Linked DNA regions of Mus musculus: region 2 is linked to region 1. Evidence: chromatin loops called from intact Hi-C (ENCODE). Cell type or tissue: gastrocnemius. All regions are shown on one strand.

What was found. Hi-C counts contacts between places; a loop is a spot of excess contacts. Peaks named below come from ENCODE experiments on the same cell type or tissue, not always from the same donor. Only the 100,000 strongest peaks of a DNase experiment are listed, where the experiment ranks them.
Region 2: a loop joins it to region 1, with 5 times the contacts of the local background. A loop is called at or near these places in 26 of 42 quality-filtered maps.

Annotation. Positions count from the first base shown.
Region 1 is chr7:137,599,692-137,607,691 of GRCm38, forward strand. No RefSeq gene overlaps it. Among named protein-coding and RNA genes, the nearest start is that of Gm51411, 50 kb to the right of the region's middle. In gastrocnemius, a CTCF peak has its summit at 3,561 (motif pointing right); DNase peaks (open chromatin) are centred at 263 and 3,563.
Region 2 is chr7:137,769,189-137,777,188 of GRCm38, forward strand. No RefSeq gene overlaps it. Among named protein-coding and RNA genes, the nearest start is that of 4930570E01Rik, 120 kb to the left of the region's middle. In gastrocnemius, no CTCF peak of the experiment used is centred here; DNase peaks (open chromatin) are centred at 4,050, 4,529 and 4,967.

The sequences.
Region 1 (8,000 bases):
CCACTTAAGGTACCTGCCTACAGCGCTGGAATAAAGATCTCCAAGCCCTGCATAGGAGCTGATACTTCCTCTGGAGCAGGTGCCAGGAGGGCCCGACTGAGACCAGGTTAGGAAGAAGACTGCCAACCCAAGCAAGGCTAAGGAGGATGGATGCCTGAGGCCCAGGGTCAGGACCAAGGTCAAGGGGCTGGTTGTAGTCTAGCTGGAGCCCTGGACACGCTGGACAGATTGGCCACCACCCAGATGCTTTCAGTTTCAATGTTAGACCACATAGCAGGGCCACCTGGGGCACACTGGAGCTATGGTGTGAGTTGGGGACAATGCCAGTGGGATGGCATGGTGGTAACCAGTTGACTGTATCTCTGCAGGTATCAGATGGAGGTTTGGGTCAAATGGAATATATCTCCCACTCTGGAGATTTTTTTGACAGGGGAGGACTCCTGGGGGGGGGTGGCAGGTGACATGTCCTTCACTGGACTCTGAAAACAAGGTTTCCATGGGTGATTTTCCACACCAGATGGGAATTAAGCCTAAAGATAGTCTGGTGTCAGATCCTGTCAGGAGCACTGTGCCACTGTGCTGGCTTCTCCAGGAGTCACCTTGCATTTTAAGGACAGATTATCCCTTCAGGAATGTGGCTTGGTTAATTGTGTGTCACTTTTTTTTTCTTTTTTCTTTTTGAAAAAAAAAAAATGTTTTCAGAATGTGACGTTATATTTAGGTTTTCAACAAATTACCTGAAATTGTTTTCAATGTTGTATTTTATTGTCGATAAATTGAAAATGTCAACTTGAATTATTTCTTTTTGCAGACCACACTATCTTAATTAACCAGGTAAATTAAGAGAGCATTCTTCTAAATGGGCCTTTGTTATTATGCTTGTCACGGAGGACGGAGGACGGAGGACGGAGGACGGAGGACGGCAGGGACCAGTTGGGAGGCAAGGCTAGCTGGGTGAGCGCTGACCATCATACCTGAATCTCTCCAATGGGAAAGCACGGAGTGGAGAACAGTTGGGTCCCCACATCAGGCTTATTTATCTTCGCTCAGGTCCCCACATCAGGCTTATTTATCTCCGCTCAGGCTTCAATACTGCTGCCATTCCTTAAACAAACAAACAAACAAACAAAACAAAACACCCCAAAAAACTAGGGTGGGCTATGGAACAAGCTGGGTTCTATATAGCAAAACTGTGTCTCAGAACACAAGGATGTAGGTCAGTGAGAGAGCATACATGTCGCATGCACAAGTCCCCGAGTTCAACCCTTCCCTTCGAGACAAATCAGGGCTAATCGCTGACCTAGATCAGGCTGCAGGTTAGATGGTATGAGCATAGGTTGCTAGGTTCCCATGAGAGTAGACTGGCACATGTCACCTGGGAATCACCTCTGTGCAGCAGCTGGGGCTGCTTCAAGACTGAAAGAGTATTGGGAAGGTGTTCTGAAGGATTTAAGAAGGCTCCTGGGATGGCCAGGGAGTGCAGGTGCCTCCCCTGAAGGATGCAGAGGGAGTCAGATAGCTTACCCAGTACTTTCTGTTACCCACCAAGGTACAGTGACAGTTGTTCATGTGACAGATGTTCCCCAATAGCTTCCTTAGCCTTTCTAGAAATGAAAGGGCTGGTCACCAGCTGTCAACCATCACCACACTGTCCAGGAATGCCCTGCTTGTCTTCTCCATGACAACAGGCTCCCACACAGCCTGCTCGGGAAGACAGGGTCTAGTTAAAGTTCCACTTGTCAAGTGCTCTGCTTCTTAACCTGCCAGGCTCCCTGGAGTGACTGCAACACATTGCCGAGGACCAGGGGATGTAAGACCACAGAGACCCACGGCCACACAGCTCTGCACAGCAGAGTCCAGGTCAAGGTGCCAGCAGGACTGCTTCTTCTGGGGTTTAGGGAAGAATCTGCTTCACAGCTCTCGAAGCTTCTGGCTACCACCCACAATCCTCGGCTTATATTTCAACCTCTCTGGTCTGCCTCTATCTTCATACATCTATTATATCCATCTGCTAAAATGCCCTTTCCTTCCTCTTACACTCCTTATTTTGTTTTTCTTGTTTATAAATTTGTTTTTGTGTGTATGCACATGTGTGTATGTATGCATGTGTGTATGTATGTATGTGAGTCGGTGTGTGTCTATGTATGTGCATTGTGGGAGTATGTAGAGGTCAGAGAACAACCTTTGGCTGTCCATCTTTGTTGGAATTTCTGCCATATTGCATACTCCAGGGTAGCTTGGTTTGTAGCTTGTGGATGGTACTCCTGCCTCTGTCTCATTTATTGCCTTAGGAGTACTGAGGTCATAGATGTGTACCACAACATTTGGCTTTTTTAAATGGGTTTTAGGGATCTAGTTCCAGGTCTGATGTCTGTGGCAAGTGCTTTTACCCACTGAGGCATCTTGCCAGCCCTAGCATTCTTTGTCTTATAAAGGCACCATTCACTGGGCAGAGCATCTACCTTAAATCAGGCTGTTCTTTTGTTTGTTTGTTTGTTTGTTTTGGTTTTTTTCAAGACAAGGTTTCTCTGCAGCCCAGGGTTTCTCTGTATAGCCCTGGCTGTCACTTTGTAGACCAGGCTGGTCTCGAGCTCAGAAATCCGCCTGCTTCTACCTCACAAGCGCTGGGATTAAAGGCGTGTGCCACTACTGCCCGGCTGGCTGTTCTTTTGTAATGTGGCTAGATGAGCAAGGCCCTTCTTTCTAAGCACACCCACATTCATACATCTAGGAGCTAGACCCAGGGCATCTCCTTTGCGGCCACTATCAATGGAGAGCTGTTTATTTCCACATCTCGCCTTGAGCCGTTGCTGTCACAGAGAGGTTGGATGGTTCCTTGATGGGAAAGTGCGCAGCATGGTGACTGTTGGGAGGGTGTCTCAGGGGCTGGCATTATCCTTCTTTACCTCCAATACTCACGGCTGGGTCTGGGTAGCCCTTTTTCTCCAACATCAATAACTGTTACAGGTCCCCAGTTCGTTCTCCCTTCTAATCACCCCACTGGCTCCTGCCAAACTTGGGATCGGACTGGATCTGGTTTCAGGAGGAGGACGCCCTGGCCTTGTGGCTCTTTATTCTTCTGGCACTTTCCTACAGCGCCTTGCGGACTGGGCTGTGGCGAGCTGTTTGCTGCGTCTCTCTCTGAGTTTTACCCTCAGCGATATATATGTTTTTTCTAAACCAGAAACGGAACAAACACTAAAAAGCTATGGAGAACTTTACTCCTCTCCTCTCCTCTCCTCTCCTCTCCTCTCCTCTCCTCTCCTCTCCTCTCCTCTCCTCTCCTCTCCTCTCCTCTCCTCTCCTCTCCTCTCCTCTCCTCTCCTCTCCTCCTTTCTCTTCTTCCTTTCTTCCTTTCTTTAAATTCACAAATGTGACCTCAGAAACAGTATGCAAATTTCGAGAAAGCCTGAGTTATGAGGAGAGCAGGCACCTTCCCTTCTGAGTCTTCAGGGTTAGGTTAGGAGTGGTGCGCTGATCCAGCTCTGGAGCTCAGGGAAGCCGGGCTCCAGATCCTCAGTGTGTCAGCGATCACGCTGCATGTTCCCACTAGGAGGCGCTCTAGACACAGTTTCAGCACACACCACCTCCAGGGACCTGCCACCTCTGCTTGATGCTGGACACACAGGAAAGCAGGAGGCTGAAGCATCCACCTAGCCCCCAGTTTATCCTCATCAACCAGGCACAAAGCAGGGCTCCGTGTGAGAACAGGTGTGGCTTATTTTCCCTAAAACTGTCGCCTATCTCGGGTCCTCTGGAGGAACAGCAAGTGCCCTTATCAACTGAGCCATTTCTCCAGCCCGTCGCAATACTCTGTTTTATTCAGCCAGAGACCCCAGCGCTCAGAATGGTGTCACTCAGATTTAGGGTAGCTCTTCCTATTTACATGAACTCAATCTGGAAGATCTCTTGCAGACATGTTCAGAGGTTAATGACCAAACCCTATCAAACTGACAAGCAAGATTAACCATTAGAGCACATGTTCTTTACATAGCCTCTCAATAAAGACAACACCCTGGGAAGATCAGCCCAAAGCCCCGGTGCTTAAGCTTCAGTGAGAAAGAAGAACGTCTGGACTGTTACAGAGACAGCAGAATGTGCCTCCCGAGAGTCTCGCCTGGAAGTGTACAAAGTACCGGCAGAAACTCAGTCATGGGACTGACTTACTGTATAAAAGCAAGAACTTTGGAATAAAGTAAAAAAACTTTACAGCACTTTGCAATGGACTGGTATATCATTGTGAGCATATTTTGCAGTTAAAAGATTTATCTAGCCTAAACATAATTTTTCTTTTATAAAAGAATGTATTTTAAAATTTCCGTTCTTTTCTATGATGACAAGAGGGTCTTGGAATATGATGCCTGGAATATATTTCTGCAAAAATCAATACATTTAATCCAAACCTTCGAAGTTAAGATGATATTTAGCCAATGTGTGAGAAATATTTTTTTGGAAGGAAAGCAGACTATGGAGAAAGCATTAAAACTCCCCAAGCCGGCGTTTGGGAATGCGATTTGATTTTGTTGCTGACATATATATGTACCACTCCTATCTCTGGCTGTGTGGAAGCAGAATCTCTTAACGTAATTCAATTTTCCAAATGAAGACTTTGAGCACATTTGTGGAACTAGGAAATGACACTTAGCACTTTGGCTGATGAGGGTAACTGAATGATACCAGCCAAGCTGTAGCCATCCGCTCCTGTTAGGAGCCTGCACACAGATGCTGAAGAGGATCCACGCAGCCCAGGGCCTGGCTTTGGGGACCCCTGGAATACAGCACTCTGGCTTTTAGGTTTAATGGCTACAGATCCTAGATTCAGTTTAAGTTAATAGTCCTTGAGTGTTCAGACTGTGTGTGCATTTGGGCTGGGGCTGGGAGCACACAGAGGAACAAGGACATCCTGGAAGGGAATGCAGAGAGTAGGCAAAGCTCCACACAGTCTGTTGGCTGAAGGCTATAAGGAAGAGCTTGCACTGATGGGCTGGTACGGAGGTAATCTCTGGTTTGGAGGTGATCCTGAGGTTGAGAGGAGAAAGGTACTGGCCAAGGGGCAGAACGTAGGTGCCATATATAGGTCCAGTATGCATGATTTGTTTAGGGTTTTCTGAGTCCTAGTGCCATCCTGTGTATATCCCCGAGACCCTCTGGTCCAGCCATGCTAACCACCCTGGAGGAGTAGGGCTTTGTGTGCATGGGAGCAGGTTACTGACTGCACAGCTCATCTTTAAATCTCATTTATCTGCTACAGTTTGGCCTTGCCTGTAGCTCCTGTGTGCAGATCAGTGTTGGGGTTTGGTCCAGTGCTGTGTATACAAATGCTAAGTTCTGAGCCCCAAGATCTGGTTGTCCTCAGATGAGTGAATTCTCACATACACTGACATTCGTTGTGTAAACCTTGCTCCCTAATTTAAAGTGATCAGTTAAATAAAAGTGGCTATAGCAAATTATTAGAGAGAATAGAAGTAGGTAGGGCTTCTGTTACGGGGCAGGAGGTCTCCATTAGATCAGGAACACGTGCCTTAGTGAAATGCCCCCTGAGGATAGACTGATGGAGCAGAAATAACCCAGGTGAGACTCACACAGTAAGTACTCAGGGAATGTAGCTGGAGATGGAGTCAATCTATTGTTGGAAAAATAGATGAGGGGTAATTCAGCCAGTAATTGTGCTAAAGCTGAATAAATAAATCTAGTGGGCCTCAGTCCCGATTACTGGGGGGCTGGCCCAATCATGTTAAGAACTATACAGTTAATGGACATTTAAAGCAATAGATCATCACAGACAGAGAGAGCTTAGCCAGGTCTGCAGCTGGAGAGTAGAACCTGTCCTCAGAAATGGCGGTGCGGTGCTCCACCTGAGGGGAGTGCCCTGTCCTCACAGAGAACACTCGCCAGCCAGCAACCTGATAGGAGAGGACGAATTGGTCAGACAAGATAGACTGTGACATGAGCCCATTGTTAGGCTCAGCTTCAGGGACAAAGTTATCCTGCAAAAGACTTCGACAAGGTTGTCCGACGATCTCCACCAGCCTTGGGTCTGCTTGGTAGCCCTGTGATGGTGGCTCAGGACTGACACAGCATTATGTATGACTGCCTCTTCCAGGTGTAGGTTTTAGTTGATCAAAGGCCCCTTGTCCCACCTTTGCTTTAATTAATATTAATGAAGGTTGGTAGCCAACACAGAACTTTGGAGTACAGTGGAACGTGTGCTATTTAGACTAATTGAGGATTTAACATTCTGTGAAGCCAGTGGCATGGATAATAGCTGACAAAGGGAGAAACGGTAAATGTGGAGGAAGGAGCGGGCGGGCTCGGAGCTGCCGTCCTGAACTGTTGACTTCTCAGTTCTTCTCTGTAGTGGGTCCGGAGCCTCAGTGGGCAGACTGCCTGGTATAGGACACGTAGTGGCACCATCATGCTCCCCTCTCGGAGGACTTTGGATTTGCTCAGTGTTTTACTGAGCGATTCTTTCCCTGTTTGACTCCTGAGGGTGGAGCTGAGGAGCCTGGGTCCTTTGGTCACCTCTCCTTAAGTTGCAGCTACACCATGGTTCCCTCAGGATGCCCTTCTCAGACATTCCTCTCTCCCTAGAAGTAAGGTCTACAAATTAAAACCCCAGCTTCTTAGCCCTTGAGCTAACCCTGAGCATGCGGAGGAGGGCCTCCTCTGGGCTGGTAGACCTAATTAGGTTTAATTAATGAATTCCAGGAATAGCAAAGTCCTGGAGAACCTCATGGGCTCTAGGAAAGAAATGGGGGCTTCTGTCTCCCAGATATGTCATTAATGCCTTTTATCACACTAACAGTCCGATCACATCTCTCCTGCTCTGTTTTTCTTTGATTGTTGAAATGAAGCTTTGATCCTGTTTCTCAGTTATCACTGAAGGAGTTCCTGGACCTCTACTGCCGGAAGGTAGATTCCTTCAAAGAGTCCTGATTTTGTGGCAGGTTCTAAAACCACGTGCTAGGAGTAGGAGCCCTGCCCCTGGGCAGCCTCAGCTCTGTCTCTGAGTGCTTGGTTGGAGCTTGTGACAGGGATGAAGGTGGGACTCCCTGTGCTTGTTTCTGCAGTTTGCTCAATAGCAATTCTAATATATAGGGGTAGTGAGGGGCTGACATCAGCTCAATTCAGATGCCATCCATCTGGGACAGCTCAGAGCCTTGGTGGAGAGTAAGGTCCTGTAACAAGGGCATTGCTGCAAATGAGGCCATTGGCCCCACAGATTTCTGCGTTTTGGCTGTCGATTTCAGGGTTTCCAACCCCTCCTACTTTATGGGAGCTTCTCTAGAACAAAGCTTCTTTAGAAAAATGCTTTTTAAACTGGTTTACCAGTCTTTAAGGCAACTAAGTATGTGTATGTGTGTGTGTGTGTGTGTGTGTGTAATCTCTAAAAATTTATCAATGGTTTCCAACCATGCAATCACCAAAAATTCATTTCAAATAAAATGCTCCATAAAGTCAGGGTGTTGCTGGCAATGCTTGACTGTGCTGTGCCACATGGCTTCACTGCCACCTTGATTCTGAACACACAACACTGAACTGCCCAGGCTCTTCCAGCTCACAAGATGTTCCACTGTGCAACGCAAGCAGATGCTACCGGAAACCCTCCAGTGAAGACTGCAGCCTATTGCATGCTATGACTTCCGGTGTTTTACTGTATGTACCAAGTCTTCTGCCTGCATAGAAACGTAAAGGTTTAACTATAGAAAACAAGTCCACCCTTTCTCAGTGTGTACCAGATTGATTTATCTCTGGATTGCATTGTGGTAGACAAACAAGGACGCTCATCTCATTAGCTTGCAAATTTCCCTTCACTTTTAATAAGTGGTGGAGTTACATGTATGCCAAAGAAGAGTTTTTAAAAGTTTCTTTATGATTTATCATCAACATTAGGCTTGCATTTTTATTATGTTGAGTTATGCCTATCTTATATATTTATATGCGATGGGTCTTGTGGACATTGGGGGTGGGTCTAAAGGCGCTGTGACTAGAAAAGGTTT
Region 2 (8,000 bases), 170 kb after region 1:
ACACACACACACACACACATACACACACACACACACACACACACACACACACACACACACACACACAGAGTTAGAGAAACAGAAAGAGACAGAGACAGAGAGACACAGAGAGGAGAGGAGAAGAGAGGAGAGGAGAAGGAGGGAGGGAGGGACGGAGGGAGGGAGGGAGGGAGGGAAGGAGGGAGGGAGGGAGAAGAGGGCAGTGGCCTCTCAGGTGCAGATTTAGATCCCCAGCCACATTCTTTACAACCCCACAGCCCTTCTTGCCAACAGTTCGTCTCTGGCTACTGTTAAAAGCTACTCTTAGGAACCAGAATTTGCTTGGCTTGATGGTGACTTTGAAGGCTTCTGCCTTCAGCCTCACATGTCACAATCACTCCACAGACGTCCACATCAGAAGGACACGCCTTTGTATCTGTTCTGCCATTCAACCCATCTTAGCTTCAGACTCTGGGGAAGCCAAGTAATTTTGCAGCTATTGCGGATGGGGCCTCCCTTGCCATCCACTGACACTAGCGGGGAGGCTGGAACCTGGAAGGATTGAAGATATTCAGCTCCTATCTTCTGCCATCTGATCAGTGGGCCCATATACATCACATCTGTATGGAAAAGCTCTTTGCTTCCAAATGACAGTAGCATATTTACAGAGCTTAAGGAGTGACTGACTTCTCTTATAATGAAGGTATGTGTGGTACTGTTTCAGGGTTTGTGTCTCTGCAATTTTGTTCGCCTCCATATCTAGCTCCTGACTTAAATGTAGCAAAGCAAAGAAAAAAGATTAGCTTCCTTATTTAGAAAGCCTGTGGTATATAATGATATGGAAAAAATTAAAATATATTTACATGTATAGATAATAAACATGAGCAGATACATAAATATGTCATTTTATTTACTTCTGAATAAGTAACAAAGTGAGATGTTATCTGAACTGAGAAAGGATGAGAAAAAATTGGAAAATAGAAAAGTAGGAGATATTTTTACAAAATATGGCAATATGGAAATATGTTATTTCCAGGAAGAGCTGGAGGGCTTTGGCTTTATAACATGATTCAAAAATACCTTCCTCAGTGGTATAATTTTCTCCAAATTGTAGCCTGTTTGATATAAGCTCATAAAAGATTTGCGTCTTGGCTCAAGACAAAGATTTTTTTCCAGCCAAATATGATAAAAGTGGAGAAAGGCTAAGGAAGTGTTATTAATTCTCGAGTAAGATGAAGGCAAGGCACAACTGTGGGCCGTGGCACCGGAACCTGATTGGTTGTGGCGAGTTTACTGTGCCCAGAAACAACAATTCGGAGCCTTTATTATATTTACAAATACCTTGGCATAACCTTTGGCTCGGTTTCTGACTAGCTCATAACTTATTTTCCCATTTATTCTAATCTAAATTCTGCCATGTGGCTGGTTACCCCTGCTCAGCTTTCATGTGTCTGTCCTCTTTCATGTCCTGGACAAACCTTCCTGTGCTTGGCTCTATTCCAGTGTCCTTTCTGCCTACCGGATGTCCCACCTTCTATTCTACCCTTTCCTATAGGCCATAGGTTTTTTTTTTTTTTTTAATTGAGAGCTGATGTATCCATACAAAAGAATTTCTCTCTTCACTGATTGACTGGCTCTTTGATACTAAATGATTGATTCACAATTGCAGATTAAAAATAATTACCATGGCCTAAGAACCATAGATCAATGGGCCAAGTGCTCCAGAATTAGAGAAGATTCACCCCTACCCATAATTTTCCGTCCAGGCTTACAGAGGATTGTCTGGCAGTCACTGCTTGAGTCACATGCTCCCTACTTCTGAAAATGCCCTCCCAGGTGCTCTGCTAGCGGGCTTGAGGCAGCCTGTCACGTTGACACAAAAACTGTATTATCACAGGTGGGCAGAAGGGAGGTGACAGCTGCCCAGAAGAGACAGCATAGTCAGGAGTTAGGAGGCCACCTAGCTGGGGCAGGAAAGAAGAAAATTTACAGGTTTTACAGGATTTACAGGATGGGATAGGTCTCGTAGTGTTCCAGATGATCCTGTGGTCACTGAGCCCTGCTTTACCATGGCCTCCCAGAGCTGTGTGGTTCCAAGGTGTCTCAAGGGCCAGAGACTAAAGGGTCTCTGAGGCTGCTCCTAGGCTGGACCAATTAGCAGAGATGATGGTGCCATAGTCTATATTGAGATGCACTTCCCTTTCCTTTCCTTTGAAGGACATGTTGAGGCTGTGGAGATGACTCAGCAAGTGTCTGCTGCACAAACATGGGGACGTGAGTTCAGATCCCCAGCATCTAAGTAAAAGACAGATGCAGCAATGGGCATCTGTAAAACCGGCACCAACAGAGGAAGAGAATAGTGGATGCCTGGAACTACCTGACCAGCCAATCTCTCTGAATGGATGGGCTTCAGGTTCAGTAAGAGATGGTGTAGCTATAGAAACCTGGAAACAATGGGTTAATTCCCTCCCCCACCGCTATAGAGTGCAAGAAACCCATCTTGCAGCAGCCCCAGGGGGATCTGTTGGTGCCTGCGGCTCTTGACTCTGTTGGATCAATGGCTATTTGACTAGCAGTCTTGATGGTCAAGGCATCCCCTTTCTCCTTCCAATTGAGGGTGGACTTAGAACAGTTTGCTATGGATTAATTCTCGGTGTGAAATGTTTGGTATGCAGATCTACTTCCTTAACTGCCATCTTTTATTTGCCCGTGTGGCAAGTCTTTATTTGTTTCCATTACAAAACCAAATCCCTGAAACTCTTAAGTTCTTAATATTTTGAAATTCCAATTATCCACCCTGATCATATCTCTATCTGCACTCCCATTTGCATGTGGGGAGAGCAGGCTGTAAACAAAAGCACCTTTTGAAGTGGGGAGAGTTACTGAGATCTCTAGCAGGAACCCTTATTTGTCAGAGAGAAGTCATTTCCATAAGCAAGCCAGAAGAGGACCTGTGGGAATGCAGGGCCCTTGGAGGATCCTGACGCTGCTTCTCTGAGCACCAGCCTTGCTGGAAAGTGAATTGACCTTGTGCTGAGTCTTGGTGTTCTGAGTGCCCTGGAGGGTCCCACGTGGACCATGTGGAGATGGTACGTACGCCTGTGAATTATAGAGCATGCTGCTCTTGGGCCTGTACACCGATATATACGGCTGTACATTTTAACTGCACTTGAAGTCAGGGAAATGCATTTAGAGAAAACCTATGGCAAAGGCTACATGAACAAGCTGTTCCCAGATGGACTGAGAAGGAATTTGAGCTCACTCCACCGTGTAACTCCTGGGCTGGGTAAATGGGGGATATAGACAACTAGCACTGAATGACAAGGGCGGGCGGAGCAGGTCCTGCTGCCCCGGGATGTGACTGCAGAGAAGGCAGGAGTTTGGGGCTGGATTTCTGTCTTTAGGTGAATGATAACTCATTGACCTGCCATGCAGCCATCACATGGATGCTGAAAGCCAGGATCTCTGTCCAACCAGATCCCAGCCCTAGGTGCCAGAACTGTCTGGGTTGACTCATCAGTACCACAACCAGAGTGGGCTGAGGTAAGTCTGCTTCCCAGCCAGGATGCTGTCTATCCCAGGGCTCCCTCTAGGTGTAGCTGGACTGTAGCTGGGGCTCCTGTTCTGTGAGTCACATCAGCCAGCTGAGCTTTAGTCCTGGGCAGTGCCCACTTGTCCCTGTATGAAACTGAGGAGCAGTTGAAGGAGCATAACCATATTAGATAGGAGAACTTATGTCTTACGGAAAAGCCCTCTTCCACGGGCACAGTGAACTTTCCAGGACCTTTCTCTGTAGGGAAAGTGAGTGTTCCAGACTCTTTCTCCATGAGTATAGTGTGTTCTAGACCAAGCTCAATGGGAAGTGAGTGATCCTGACACTTCCTTCATAGGGACAATAGATGTTCTTGGCCTTTCTCCACACACCAGTGAGACCGAAGACTTGTTTCTTACAGTGAACTCTCCTGAGTGCACGGCACCTCAGCCATTTCCAGATTTTCTGCATGAGGCCAGCACTCCTCTGTCTAGGAACTGGTCCAACCCTTGAGGATACTGATGAGAAAGGCTGTTGGTGTTCTGGCAAGTTAGTCCCCAGAGAGCTGGTCTGCAGATGGCATCCTAGTCCAGATGGTGACCCATGCTGCTCAAAGGGATAAACCATAAAGTCTCAACCAATAAAAAGCCTATCTCTTGCTCATGCCTCTCCCTACTTAGGACCTGGTGACCTATTCCATGTGCTCATGCCCCAGGCACCATACAGATTGAAGGTTACCTAAAATAAGAGCTGGAAAAGCAGAGGACCTTAGGGGTAAGGTTTGCACATGGGCTCTACATTCTACACACAGTATATGCCACTCAGCACCTGCTTTGGTTAAGGCATGGTCTCAAGGATGGAGTGAGCACATGAGAGGAACTACACATAGTTAGCACTGGAGTGGGACCTACCCTGCCCAGGTTGGAGTGGACAGGCTCTCAGCCACTGTCCTGTGCCTGGAGTGAGCAGAACACTGGGCCTCAATTTTCCTTTTAGAACGTAGACTGGCAGCTAACAAAAGAGTTGTCAGGGCAAAGAAAACAATCCAGGGCTTCAGAAGGCCAAGGCTGTGGTGAACATTGCCTGATGCACACCGAGTCCATGTAAGCAGAGCCGTGGGCATGAGGAAAGAGCCAAGCGCATCCCCAAAGAGGAATCTTTATTCTGATGATGGGCCAATTTTCTCCCTCTGTTCTTTCTCGGTTTATTTTGTTATTTGAAATTTTTCTTTAGCAGTTTGCCAGGCTTGGTATATTTCTTTGTTTCACGTTTTTTTTTTTTTTTCATCTGTGCATAGATTACATGTTTTCAGCAGCATCTGCTGTGAATTTTAATTACGATGCTCAACTCAAAGGGAGCCTCACAAAGCAGCCTGCATCGTTAGCAGTCCAGGGCCATGTTTATGGTGCAGACGGAGGTAGCACAGTGCATTGGGAGACTTGGAAGTCAGACAAAGGAAATACAACTCCACAGTGCTCCCCTTGTCTCACTGTCCCCCTCCCCCGTCAGAGAAGCGTTTGTAGCAAGGGACCACTATGCATTAAATTACTCTTGGTTTTTGTTTTTCGCCAATAATTGTCCTTTGGTACTTTGAGGTAACATCACAAAACCCTGGAAGCTTAGCAGCCTGGGATTGGCGGGTAGACTGCTGGAAAATACATGTCTGTGTTTGGTTGTTTCAAATTACAAAAATAAGCTTATAAAATGCCATAAAATCTGGCTGTGATTACTGATTAGCTTAGGAAGGCTTTCTGGGATACATGGAATTGAATCCCCCGAGGTCATCCTTATGTTGGTAATGCTAGTTCTGTGTAGCTCAGCATGGAAGCCTAGAGGGCCCTGTTTACCTAGGCGTGTCAAGCCAGGCTGATGGTGTTCAGCACCTGGGGTCAGTCCTCCTGCTGAACAGGGTGGACAGAGCATGCTCCTGTCACAGAACACATTCCTGGCAGTGCAGATCATGTCGATCTTGGTTATTTGTACAATTCAGCTCCACGAGTGTATTTTGTTTCAGAAGCGTCTGTTTGGAAGACACGACCATGCAGTCGGAATTTGTCTGCTGTTGTAGAGAAGAGAGCTGGGAATAGAAGATGGACGTTGCATCCCTTAAAGCCCCAGACTATGACATGAGGCTGTAGGGTGTTGTGTTAGCTTTTCTTATGGAGGCATGAACAAGCATTTCATCCCAACAGAGCACCAGCAATAGACAAAAGATTCTATGAATATCAAGCTTGATAAACCAAACTTATCACAGGAGTATGGGAAAAGAGTTACTACAGGGCAATGAGTAATCCCCAAAGAGCCAGCAAAACATCTCACCATAGCATAGATGATGACTTTCTCATAGCTGCATAGATGTGGTCCTTCTCAGTTTACCATCTATGTCCTGTCTACGCTAACACCTCCCCAGCCCATGGGGACAGAATCGTAAACAGCTGGGAACAGGGTTTAGGAGTGAGGTAGTGGCTGGAATCTCAAGGGATGTTCTAATGACCCTTTCCAAGCTCTCTTACAAGGGAATATCAACAGACACAGCATTTTTGATGATCTCTCTGTGCCTTAATTAAATTGTCAATGGCTACTGGAGCCCTCAAGATGGACCAACAGGTAAAGGTATTTTATGTGCAAGTCTGGTCATTTGAGTTTGATCCCTAGAATCCCTGTAAAGATGAAAGGAGAGAACCAAGACCACAATGTTGTTTTCTGACAGCCACACACGTGTTACAGCCTGTGCTCTCCTCCTCCACAATATGTAATTGCATAGTAATAGTAAATAATTTGTACAAGAATAGTAATGGCTACACATGTGCAACAGCATTTGTTCCCACACACACATCATGCATACACATAATATAATAAATAAAAATGTAAAGGCTAGTAATGTCTGTTATTATTGCTGGAGATAACATGAGATAACATTCTACAACACAGGACCCATGGTATTGATCTACGGAGGCTGCGAAGGTACCCAAGGCAGATGTTATATAATGTTTGCCAAACTGTATTCTCTTTTCTCCTGAGAACTTCTTAACCTGGTCACCACGGGCCCAGCAGCAGCTTATATGAACTCCAGTACCTGTTGGCTTTGCAGGGCAGTATATAACACAGTACACTGGTGTCAACGGTCACTGCCATATCACCTGCATGGTTCCTGCTTTAACTAATGTGATCCTGCCTGCCAGGTACCTGGACTAGACCCATGGTAACATTGAGGCTGGCCAAGACTACATGGCCTTCATGTGACAAGAAATGGCTGGAGGCTGGAGTCCAGTCATCTGCCCGAGAGCCCCAGAGGGTAGTGACATTGTGGTTTTGTCATTTTTACTCTATGGCCTAGAGACCTTCAACTGTTATCATTCGATCCCCTTCTATTGATCTCTAGTAAGGCCCCTCTGTGCTGCTCCTGACCTCACTGTAGTTGCTTTACCCTCCTGGCCTTTGAGAGGCAGGCCATCCAGTTCTTACTGCCTTATCTATAGCCTAGGGAACGAGAAAGAGGGTTCTAGGGCTTTCAGCTGCTGTATTACTTCCTTATTCTTCCACCAGTCTGCTACGCATTCATTTGGCTATGAAGCATAGATTTCTGTGACCTGGATTTCTGCTTTTTTGTTATCTTATTTCCCGAAGCCCCTGCTTTCCCCATACCTCATAGGGGGATTCTGCAATCTCCAGGAATGCCACACTGGCAGGAGAGATTTATTTGCCTCATGGGAAGTAGCGTGTTTATTAACTAAAATTGACACCTGTCTCCTGTAGTGATGTCTTGAAGAATTCTGGAATTTGGGTTTCTTTAAAAACACGGAAATATTATAAGAATGTGTTTTTGTTTTAACCCCAGGTGTGGGGCTATCAGGCTGCTTCAGACTCTGCAGCAGTTGACTCTGATTTGCCTCATGCTCTAGCAGAGACATGGCTTTGCCAGCTGCAGATAGTTTCTACATTTGTGTGGAATTCTGGGAACTTTTCATAGGGTATATATATATATATATATATATATATATATATATGTATATATATATATATATATATATATATATGTGCATGCTAGGTCCCTGAGAAAGCAGGGTTGGTGGTTGGTGGTCATTCAGGGGGTTTGGTTTTAGTTTGTTAGTAGTTGTGCTCAAAGAAGAACAAAAGGAAAAACTTAGATTCAGGGATCTCCATCTCTCCCTCTTTCCTCTATTTTTCTCTCCTCCTATCTAGTGATAGAAGGGCAAAACGGGGTTTGCGGGGAGTAAAGGGTGGTAAAAAAGAAGAACCCACCAAGTAGTCAAGACCAGCTACAAACAAAGAAGAAACAAGAAGAAAGAAAGTAAATTCAGGAATCTCCCCTCACCCTTGTCCCTCTATCCTTCTTTCTTTCCTATCTAGTGATAGATGGTGAAACCAGAGGAATGAAGGGTGGCGCAAAAGAAGAATCCACAAAGGTCAGCTACAGTCTCCTCTTTGATGGTGGGGGATGGTGCTCACTGTGGGCAGTGAGAAGCTG